Regions from separate parts of the Mus musculus genome. Here region 2 is linked to region 1. A link is a contact called in ENCODE Hi-C or POLR2A ChIA-PET data. All regions are on one chromosome and are shown on one strand. The core of a region is the stretch at or near the end of the contact, and the rest is flanking DNA. Distances in the headings are between cores, read along the strand shown.

The links. A loop is a pair of places that touch in the nucleus more often than their neighbours do. ChIA-PET counts read pairs that join two places held with the same protein, here RNA polymerase II (POLR2A).
Region 2: a map of T-helper 2 cell shows a loop between it and region 1 (2.2-fold over the local background). The contact joins two enhancer-like sites. A Hi-C loop is called at or near these places in 2 of 37 maps with a recorded cell type or tissue (T-helper 2 cell and left cerebral cortex). POLR2A ChIA-PET finds 5 or more read pairs at or near these places in 1 of 5 experiments (Patski).

What each region holds. Positions count from the first base shown.
Region 1 is chr12:104,977,517-104,982,065 of GRCm38, forward strand. The region is part of intron 2 of Syne3 (spectrin repeat containing, nuclear envelope family member 3); the gene reads right to left. Among named protein-coding and RNA genes, the nearest start is that of Syne3, 19 kb to the right of the region's middle. Within about 2 kb of position 2,044, at least 1 of the 3 ENCODE cell types and tissues checked has a DNase peak (open chromatin) inside an H3K27ac peak, as active enhancers do.
Region 2 is chr12:105,017,552-105,022,100 of GRCm38, forward strand. All of the region lies in intron 1 of Gm46375 (a long non-coding RNA gene), which reads right to left. Among named protein-coding and RNA genes, the nearest start is that of Gm46375, 6.9 kb to the right of the region's middle. Within about 2 kb of position 2,496, at least 2 of the 3 ENCODE cell types and tissues checked have a DNase peak (open chromatin) inside an H3K27ac peak, as active enhancers do.

The sequences.
Region 1 (4,549 bases), core at 794-3,293:
CAACCACCTGTTATTCCAGTTCTAGGAGTGTCTGAAGCCCTCTTCTGGCCTTCACAGGCACTGCATGCATACATAGTATACAGACGTACACAAAGCAGAAATAAATCTTTTTTAAAAATCACCTCTAAAAAGGAAAAAAAAGAAACCAACAACCCTATAATATAAAGAGGCTGGGGTCTCCCCATTTCTGAGCCCATGTGACTAAGAATGGAGGGTGTGTAGAAGTGGCCCAGGCCCTCCCAAGGCCTTGTCCATACATATGACCTGAGGCTTCTCCCATGGGAAGAGTCACTGTGACTTCAGAAGCCACCTGGCTAAGAGCATTCATCCACAGGCAGTTAAGATCACCACAGAGGGTCTTTTTCCTCTCTTATTTCTATTTTTTTAAATAGTTATTAATTTTTAATTATGTGTGTGCATGTATGTATGTGTGTGTACATGTGAATGTGGGTGCCCACAGAGGTCAGAGGGGTCAGATGCTATGGAGCTGTAGTTACAGGTGCTTATAGGCCTCCCTTTGGAAGAGCAGTGCTCATAACTGCTGAGTTATCATCTCTCTAGCACTGTCTTATTATTTTTTGAACATTTTTAAAAAATATTTTTATTAGTCCTTTGAGAATTTTGTACATTTAAAAAAAAGATTTATTTATTTTATGTATGTGAGTACACTGTTGTTGTCTTCAGACACCCCAGAAGAGGGCATTGGATCCTATTGCAGATGGTTGTGAGCCACCATGTGGTTGCTGGGAATTGAACTCAGGACCTCTGGAAGAACAGCCAGTGCTCTTAACCACTAAGCCATCTCTCCAGCCTGCACTGTCTTATTTTTAACCTCACATTTTGTGAGATTTTTTTTTTTTCAGGAAAGAGCAACCATCCTTTTACAATTGGAAAAAAATAAGCAAAATCCTTTCTGAACATGACTAAGTCTCTCCAAAAGCCTTGGCCAGGAATCTGGCTGGCCCCCAATCCCCATGGCACTGGGCGGAGGAATCTGTGGCAGACAAAGAGATGCAGACAAAAGGCCATGCCAGCAGCGCAGGGCCAAAGGGCAGGGGCATGGGTGGGTGGCGGAGAGCAGGCTGCACAGTGGGAGTAGCTGCTGCTGATCCAGAGCTCCGCCCCCACAGTGTTGCTCCGCCCCACGGTGTTGCTCCATCCCCACTTTGTTGTTTTTCTTGTAGAGCTATTTTGACATTTTTTTCTAGAAACTTAATACACACCCGCAGCCACTCCCTGCCTCTCAACACTTCTTTTGAAATATGCCTTCACGTGTGCTTAGCCTCTGCTCGGGTTCTTTGTGGCTCCAAACTGCTGCCCAGTTGCAAGTCTTGTAGAGCTTCCGAGAAGTCTGCTTTCCTATTTAGCAAAGCCAAGAACTCGGGGACAGAAAAATCATCCCCACGGCCTCAGAAGACAGGAGTGCCCCGTGATTAGCAGAGCAGTGCTTGCAAGCAGAAGGCTTCGTGACCCAATAGTGTACCTCACAGCAGGCAGGGCTAAGCCCAGCATCAGATGGCACTCACACTGGCTGGTGAGGCTGCAGGCAGAGTTCAGGGGATCTGAACCTCTTGGGCAAAGCCGCCACACCAAGGAATTTCATTAACGCAGCGCCCTGCCCACCTGACGCTGCAGCCCCAGCAGTAAATAAGCAGACACAGCCCCGCAGCCCTCAGGATGGACAGCTGCCCATAGGGCATGTGTGGCTGCGGAAGGCTAAGGTCCTTCTCAAGTGCAAAGAGGTTAAGAAAACCAGGCATAAGATGACCCAGCTAGCAAATACTGACAATCCAGTTTGGGACACACACGTTCTAGCACGCACTCGCGCTCGCGCACGCACACGCACACGCAAACACACATACCCACACACACACTACTTTATTAACACAGTAAATCACATGATCTGAACCACAGATCTTCTAACTCCAGTAACTCTGAAATAATATTGAACATAACCAACACTTGGAGACTGTGCGACAGCTGCACCGTAAACTAAAAATACCCATGTCAGAATGCCAGGCCCTGCTAATAGCAGAGGGGCTTTGCTGCTGCCTGCTGTATGAGCCAGAAAACCGTCAGGGGTCAAGTGGAGGGGAGAGTGGAGTCACTTTCCCATCTAAGCTTGTGGGTCCCTGAGTTCTATCCAGGGGTCCCCAACACTACACAGACCTCACGTGACAACCTGAAGTCTAGCCGATGGAGAAAGCAAGAGAGTGTAAGGAGCTGACAGCTGAAAAGTCAAACAATAGGCTGGAGAGATTGGCTGAGGGGTTAAGAGCACTTACTGCTCTTTTAGGGGACCCAGGTACGGTTCCCAGCACCAACTGGCAGCTAGCAACTTGGTGGTTCACAGTTCACAACTATCTGTAGCTAGTTCCATTGGATCCAATGTCTTCCAGTCTCTGTGGGCACCAGACACAAACACAGTGCACACATATACATGCAGGTAATCACACACTGCCCTTGCTTGTCAATTTGATACATTTGGAAATAACTAAAAGCCAAATGGCTGGACACGCCCATGAGGACGCTTTTCTTAATTAAATTTGTTGAAGTTGGGAAGACCCACTTTTAGATCCATGTTTAATCTGGGCCGTACCTTCTGCTGGTCACCTACACAAAGGACCTGGAAGGAGGAAGCTCTCCTCTCTATGGTTGCTTGCTTTCACTCTCACTGGTAAATCCATTCCTGAACGAGCTTTGGAGTCTACTTCTTTGGGATTCCAGCGTCTACTGAGGAGCAGCTGAGCCATCCAGCCTCATGGACTGAGCAGCTACTGGATTTTGGACTTTCTGTGGGTATCCAGACATTGTTGGACCACAGCCTGTAAGTCACTCTAATAAGTCACATATATATTATGCATTCACTATATACAATATATAAGTATATATAATATGTGCATATACACATATACATGTACCCACACATATATATATCTTCAAATCCCAAGTAGAAATAGTATTTTATTTTATTTATTTTATTTATTTATTATTTATTTTTGGTTTTTCAAGACAGGGTTTCTCTGTATAGCCCTGGATATCCTGGAACTCATTTTGTAGACCAGGCTGGCCTCAAACTCAGAAATCTGCCTCCCTTGCCTCCAGAGTGCTGAGATTAAAGGCATGCACCACCACATCCGGCTTCAGTGTCAATTTTAAAAACATAAAATTAAATAAAGTTTTAAAAGGATTCTTTCCGGGTTTGGAGAGATGGCTCAGAGGTTAAAGGCACATACTGCTCTTGCAGAGGACCTGAGTTCAGTTCTCAGCACCCACACTGGGTAGTTCACAACCACCTGTAACTCCAGTTCCAGGAATCCTACCCTTTCAGCCTCCACATACACTGTACTCACGTGTACATACCACAAACACACATAACAAAAACAAAATATTTTTTTTAATGTTCTGGAAGAATCTAGTAGATTCTAAAAAATCTTAAGTAAATTTTTTACATGTGCTCTAGCTTTCAAAATTAATAAGCATCCTTTTCTTCTAGTTTTTGACTGCTTTTTCAATCCATATTTGTGATTTAGGTGTCCTTCGAACAGTTTACAGAGAGGTAATTTAAAATTTCTATATGGATGTAATGGACCAAGGAGCCACCATAGGACAAAAGGGACCCAGAGAAAAAGAGATGGTGATACCATCAGACATGGGGTGGAGGTGGCAGGCACTGGAGCCCAAAGGAGACACCGTAACTACAGGAGGCCACTCAGCAGGACAGGCTACTGGAGCAAACCCCAGCCTTCTCCTGGCTTAGCCCTGGCAGAAGCCAGCACACAGGAGTCTGGGCAGTGCAGCCCTCAGAGGCTGGCTCCCCCATCCCTGTGCTGAGTAGTTTTATGCCAACTTGACACAGCTAGAGTTTTCTGAAAGAAGGAAAACTCAATTGCGGGGGGTGGGGGGAACCCTCTGTAAGATCCAGATATAGAGCATTTTCTTAGTGATTAATGGAGGAGGGGGAAACCCATTGTAGGTGGTGCCATCCTTAAACTGGTGGCCCTGGGTTCTTTAAGAAAGTAGGCTGAGCAAGCCATGGAAAGCAAGTTAGCACCCCTCCATGACCTCTGCATCAGCTCCTGTCTTCAGGACCCTGCCCTGTGTGAGTTCCTGTCCTGGCTTCCTTTAATGATGGGCTACAGTGCATATAGGCCCTTTCCTCCCCACTTGCCTTTAGTCATGGTGTCTCATCGCAGAAATAGAAACCCTAGCTAAGACAATGACATAGGCACAGATGGGGTGGGGAGAGGCAGATAGGAGGGCGCTGGGCCAGAGCGAAGCACACTGTCCATTTGGAGGATCCCTGTACCCCAAGTCTAGCTCCCAGAGCAAAAGGCTGAGCTAGTCTTGCAGGAAGGGCTGGGTTCTTGGCATTGGCAAAAATGCCTAACCTGGCCTCCTGACAGCTTGGCTCCCAAGTCCTGTCTCCTGGGGTCAGTCAGATCTCCCTCCTCTCCCTTCCTTCTTTCAAGCTGAGAGTCCCTACTTGGCTCTATGGTGTTATTGGTAAAGCACCATGCCCCTAGCCTTAATCCCTCTGTGCTGGTCA
Region 2 (4,549 bases), core at 1,246-3,745, 40 kb after region 1:
TGTATATGTATGTGTGTATGTATGTGCGTGTGTATGCATGCATGTATGTGTGTATACATGTGTATGCATGCATATGTGTGTATGCATTGTATGTATATATATGTGTATGTATGTATGTGTCTATGTTTGTATATGCATGTAAGCCAGAGGTCAATGTTGGGATACCTTCCTCAATCATTTCTTCACCTTATTTACTGCAACAGGGAAGATTTCTCTACCCTAAACCTATTTCTGCCAGAGTAACTGGCTAGCAAGCCCTGAGATCTGGCTGTCTCAGCTTCCTGGCATGGGGTTTTGGGTGCACAGGGTGGCTGGCATTTTTCACATAGTTGCTGAGGATCTGAACTTGGGCTCTTACACTGTGCAGCAAGCACTTCACCTACAAGCCATCTCCTCAGTCCCCACAGTCCAGATTCTTGTTTGATTGTTGTTTTGTCTTGTTTCCTTTTTCTAGACAATGTTTCTCTGTGTAGCTCTAGTCCTGGAACTCACTCTGTAGACCAGACTGGCCTGGAACTCAGAGATCTGCCTGTCTCTGCCTCCCATTTAATCACTCTAATTTTTTTTTTTTAAGAAAATAACTTCTTTTTTTTCCCCCCTATTTTATGTGTGTGAGTGTTTCGCTTACACACATGTCTACACCATTTGTGAGCCTGGTGCCCACAGAGGCTGGAAGAGGATGTTAGATCCTTTGAAACTGTAACCGGGACCTAAACCCTCATCTTCTGCAAGAGCATCATGTGTTTTAGAGCCTCTCTCCAGCTCTATTTTTTTTTTCTTCTGGTTTTTCGAGACAGGGTTTCTCTGTGTAACCCTGGCTGTCCTGGAACTCACTCTGTAGACCAGGCTGGCCTCGAACTCAGAAATCCACCTGCCTCTGCCTCCCAAGTGCTGGGATTAAAGGCGTGCGCCACCACTGCCCGGCTTCAGCTCTATTTTTTTAATTGTCTTTGTCCATCCATGGTGTGTGTATAGGGCAGGGGCTGTGCAGGAGCGATCAGAGGAACTTTCTGGAGTCAGCTGTAACCTCCCTCTGCCTTTATGTGGTTCTGAACTCCGGACATTAGGCTCTGTGTAGTGAGCATCTTTATGAGCTGAACCGTCCTACCAACCTCTTAGTCACTCAAATTCTGTGTGGTATCCATAGCAAAGGACCATTTTCTGTGTCATGAGTAAATTCCGATCTGTTTCTTAGGTGCTATTTCCACACGGTGCTCTTTTTTGCTCTTTTGTTAAAAATTATTCTGGGTGAAGCTATTGATAAGATAAAATAAGCTGGGGAGAAATGGCACGGGCTCTGGTAACACAGAGAAGTCACTTGATGGACCTGGAGCCCGAGAGCACGCGCGCCAGGCTCACTCCTTCAACTGTGCGTGCATGAGCTGAAGTCGTCCGGTCCTGTTTATTATCTGCCTGTGCAAAATGGAGGAGCTAGAGAAAGAACCCAAGGAGCTAAAGGGGTCTGCAACCCTATAGGTGGAACAACAATATGAACTAACCAGTACCCCTCGGAGCTCGTGTCTCTAGCTGCATGTGTATAAGAAGATGGCCTAGTTGGCTATCAGTGGAAAGAGAGGCCTATTGGTCGTGCAAACTTTATATGCCTAAGTATAGGGGAACACCAGGGCCAAGAAGTGGGGTGGGGGGTAGGGATGGGGGGAAGGGTATGGGGGACTTTTGGGGTAGCATTGGAAATGTAAATGAAGAAAATACCTAATTAAAATTTAAAAAAAAGAAAAGAAAAGAAAAGAAAAGAAAACAGAGCTTCGGGCTGATGGCACCGAGCTTGCCAGGCCAACGAGCCCACTACACATAATGAATGTGGTTTTGTTTTCTCGGAACTGCTGTGTACCAGGAAAGTCTCGTCTCTGCTCAGCTCTCTCCTTGGTGACCAAACATGAACTGTGTGTTCACTACGCTGAAGGTCGTCCACCCTCCCCGCTTCATCATTCATATTTAAACAGCCGCGTATTGCAGACCTGGCCTGCTTGTTCCCTTTCCTTTTGAAATCCACATGCAGACTTCATAAGATCAATGTTTCCAGCCCAGGGGGGATTGGCAGAGCACAAAAGCCTCCAGGATCAAAGCCTCCTGACTGGGCTCTTCTCTGGGCCTCACACATCTCTAGCTGGCTGGGCAGGGCCAGATGCCTTATCTCCACAGGCTCCGACACCCAGCAAAGGGACCACCAGTTCTTGCTGTCTTCCTGGGAGGAGCGTGCAGAACGTGTGCCATGAATTTGAAGATCTGCCCGAATGTTTCCTCCTGTGATGAACTGAATCCCCACTCCTTGAAACAGAAAGCAACTCTGGAAGAGAATGCGTCTTCTGAGGAAGGTCTCTACTAGGTGGGAAAAGGAGCGGTTTGGGTGTTTGCTCTCCGGGGACAACAGTTTTCAAAGCCACTAGAGCGTTTCTCTTTATTTTCTGAACCTGTGATAATATTAGAAGCTGTGATAGGCAGGGTGCCCAGAAAGCTGAGGGAGGTCCAGGAGCCCCGCCCTGGCTGACTCCCAGAGGCGTGGCCTTGGCATCCTAGTTAGGCTGGAAGAACCCAGGAAGGCTTTGTGGTACTTTGTGCAACCACAGACAGACAGGCAGGCGCTCTTGAGCTGGGTGGCAGGGCTTAAAAATGTCAGATAGGTCCACGTGAAGGCTGAGAGTGACCTGTAGGGTGTTGTCCTCACAGCACAACAGCCTTTACCACCTTCGTCAGAGCAGCTGTGACTGCCTGCAGCAGTCTTTTTTTAAAAAATATTTATTTATTTTATGTATATGAGTACATTGTAGTTGTACAGATGGTTGTGAGCCATCATGTGGTTGCTGGGAATTAAACTCAGGACCTCTGCTCCCTCCGGCCCAAAGATTTATTTATTATTATAATATGTAAGTACACTGTAGCAGTCTTCAGACACACCAGAAGAGGGTATTAACTCTCATTACGGGTGGTTATGAACCACCATGTGGTTGCTGGGATTTGAACTCAGAACCTTCAGAAGAGCAGTCAGTGTTCTTACTCGCTGAGCCATCTCGCCAGCCCTCCATTTTGGTTTTTGAGGCAGGGTCTCTCACTGAATGTGGAGGGCATCGATTGGCTAGTCCCCTGGCCAGCAAGCTCTGGGGAGCCTCTGTCCCCGACTTCCTAGCACTCATGCTACTATGCTAAGCATGTTATGTGTATGCTGAGTACTGAGCTCAGGTCCTCCTGTTGGTGTGGCTCGCAGTGTATCCCCTGAGCCACCTCTCCAACCTCATCTCCATCATAATTCTTGGTTGGACGGGAGCCTTCCTGAATAGTGAAGACCATGTTTCACTGTAAAAGCCTAGCTTCAGGATGCCTTAGGGTCCTGCTGCTGATCACTGGCCCCTGACCAGACAGAAAGTGTGCTTTCCAAGTGGTTGCTGCCAGCCCTTAAAACTGCAACTTCCCCTGACTTTAAAGACCTTTGTAGTGGCTATTCCTGGCTGTCAACTTGACTATAACTGGAATGAGCTACAATCCAGAATTGGAAGGCTCACCAGTGACCCTAATCTGGAGGCTGGGAGATACAAGTTTCTGACCTGGATCTTGGCATGGAGACCTTGAGGCATAGTGGCTATGAATCCTAGAAGATTAAGACAGAGAGATTTCCAAGTTCAAGGTCATCTGGGATTAAAGGTATGGTGCCACACACCTTTAATCTGGGCCACACCTTCAGCTGGAGACCTACATAAGGGCATTGTAAGAAGGAAGATTTACTCTCTCTCTTCTTCTCCTGCTTGCCTTGTGGGACTGAGCAACTGCTAGATCCTGTCACAGCTGCTGCTGACCACTGTTGGGAGTTGGACTACAGACTGTAAGTCATCAACAAATTCCCTTACTATATAGAGACGACCCGTCAGTTCTGTGACTCTAGAGAACCCTGACTAATACAACCTTTGATTCTAAATCTCCTCTACGGTGGAGTGGGTACACACACACACACACACACACACACACACACACACACACACACAGCAAGTGCCACACACTTCCTGGTGAACAGTCAAAATCAGTAGGCAGAAAACAAGTCAATGGAAAGGCTAACAGAAGGTACGCCCACCCCAGTGGCCACAGACACTGAAGGTCTTACAAGCACCAGGGCGAAAGGGACAGCTACCAGCCTCTGCAGGAAGGCCACTTCTTCAATCTTGTGCAGATTCTTGCTTGCTATTGACATGCGTGGGGAAAATGGTGGGGCCCTCTGCTTACTTCACAGGCTCTCTAGATGCTTTAGAACAAACACAGGCTCACACACAGGGGCCACTCACAGCTGGGAGACAAGGTGGCAAATTCCTCCCAACTCTTTCCCGAACTGAAAGGGCAAGCGGCCACCAGTGGTCAGGAATCAGTCTCCGGTCACACTTCCCTCACGGCCCAAAGCAGGAAGCCTGGGCCCTCACCTGGCCTTGCTGTGGCTTGGACATTTCCCATCTCTGTCTTCTTTCCTTCCTCCTTTTCAATCTTCATGGCTGTCCTTCCACAAGCACACAGACCCAGGGTTTTACCCTTGTCTGGCTTTTCTCTCGAG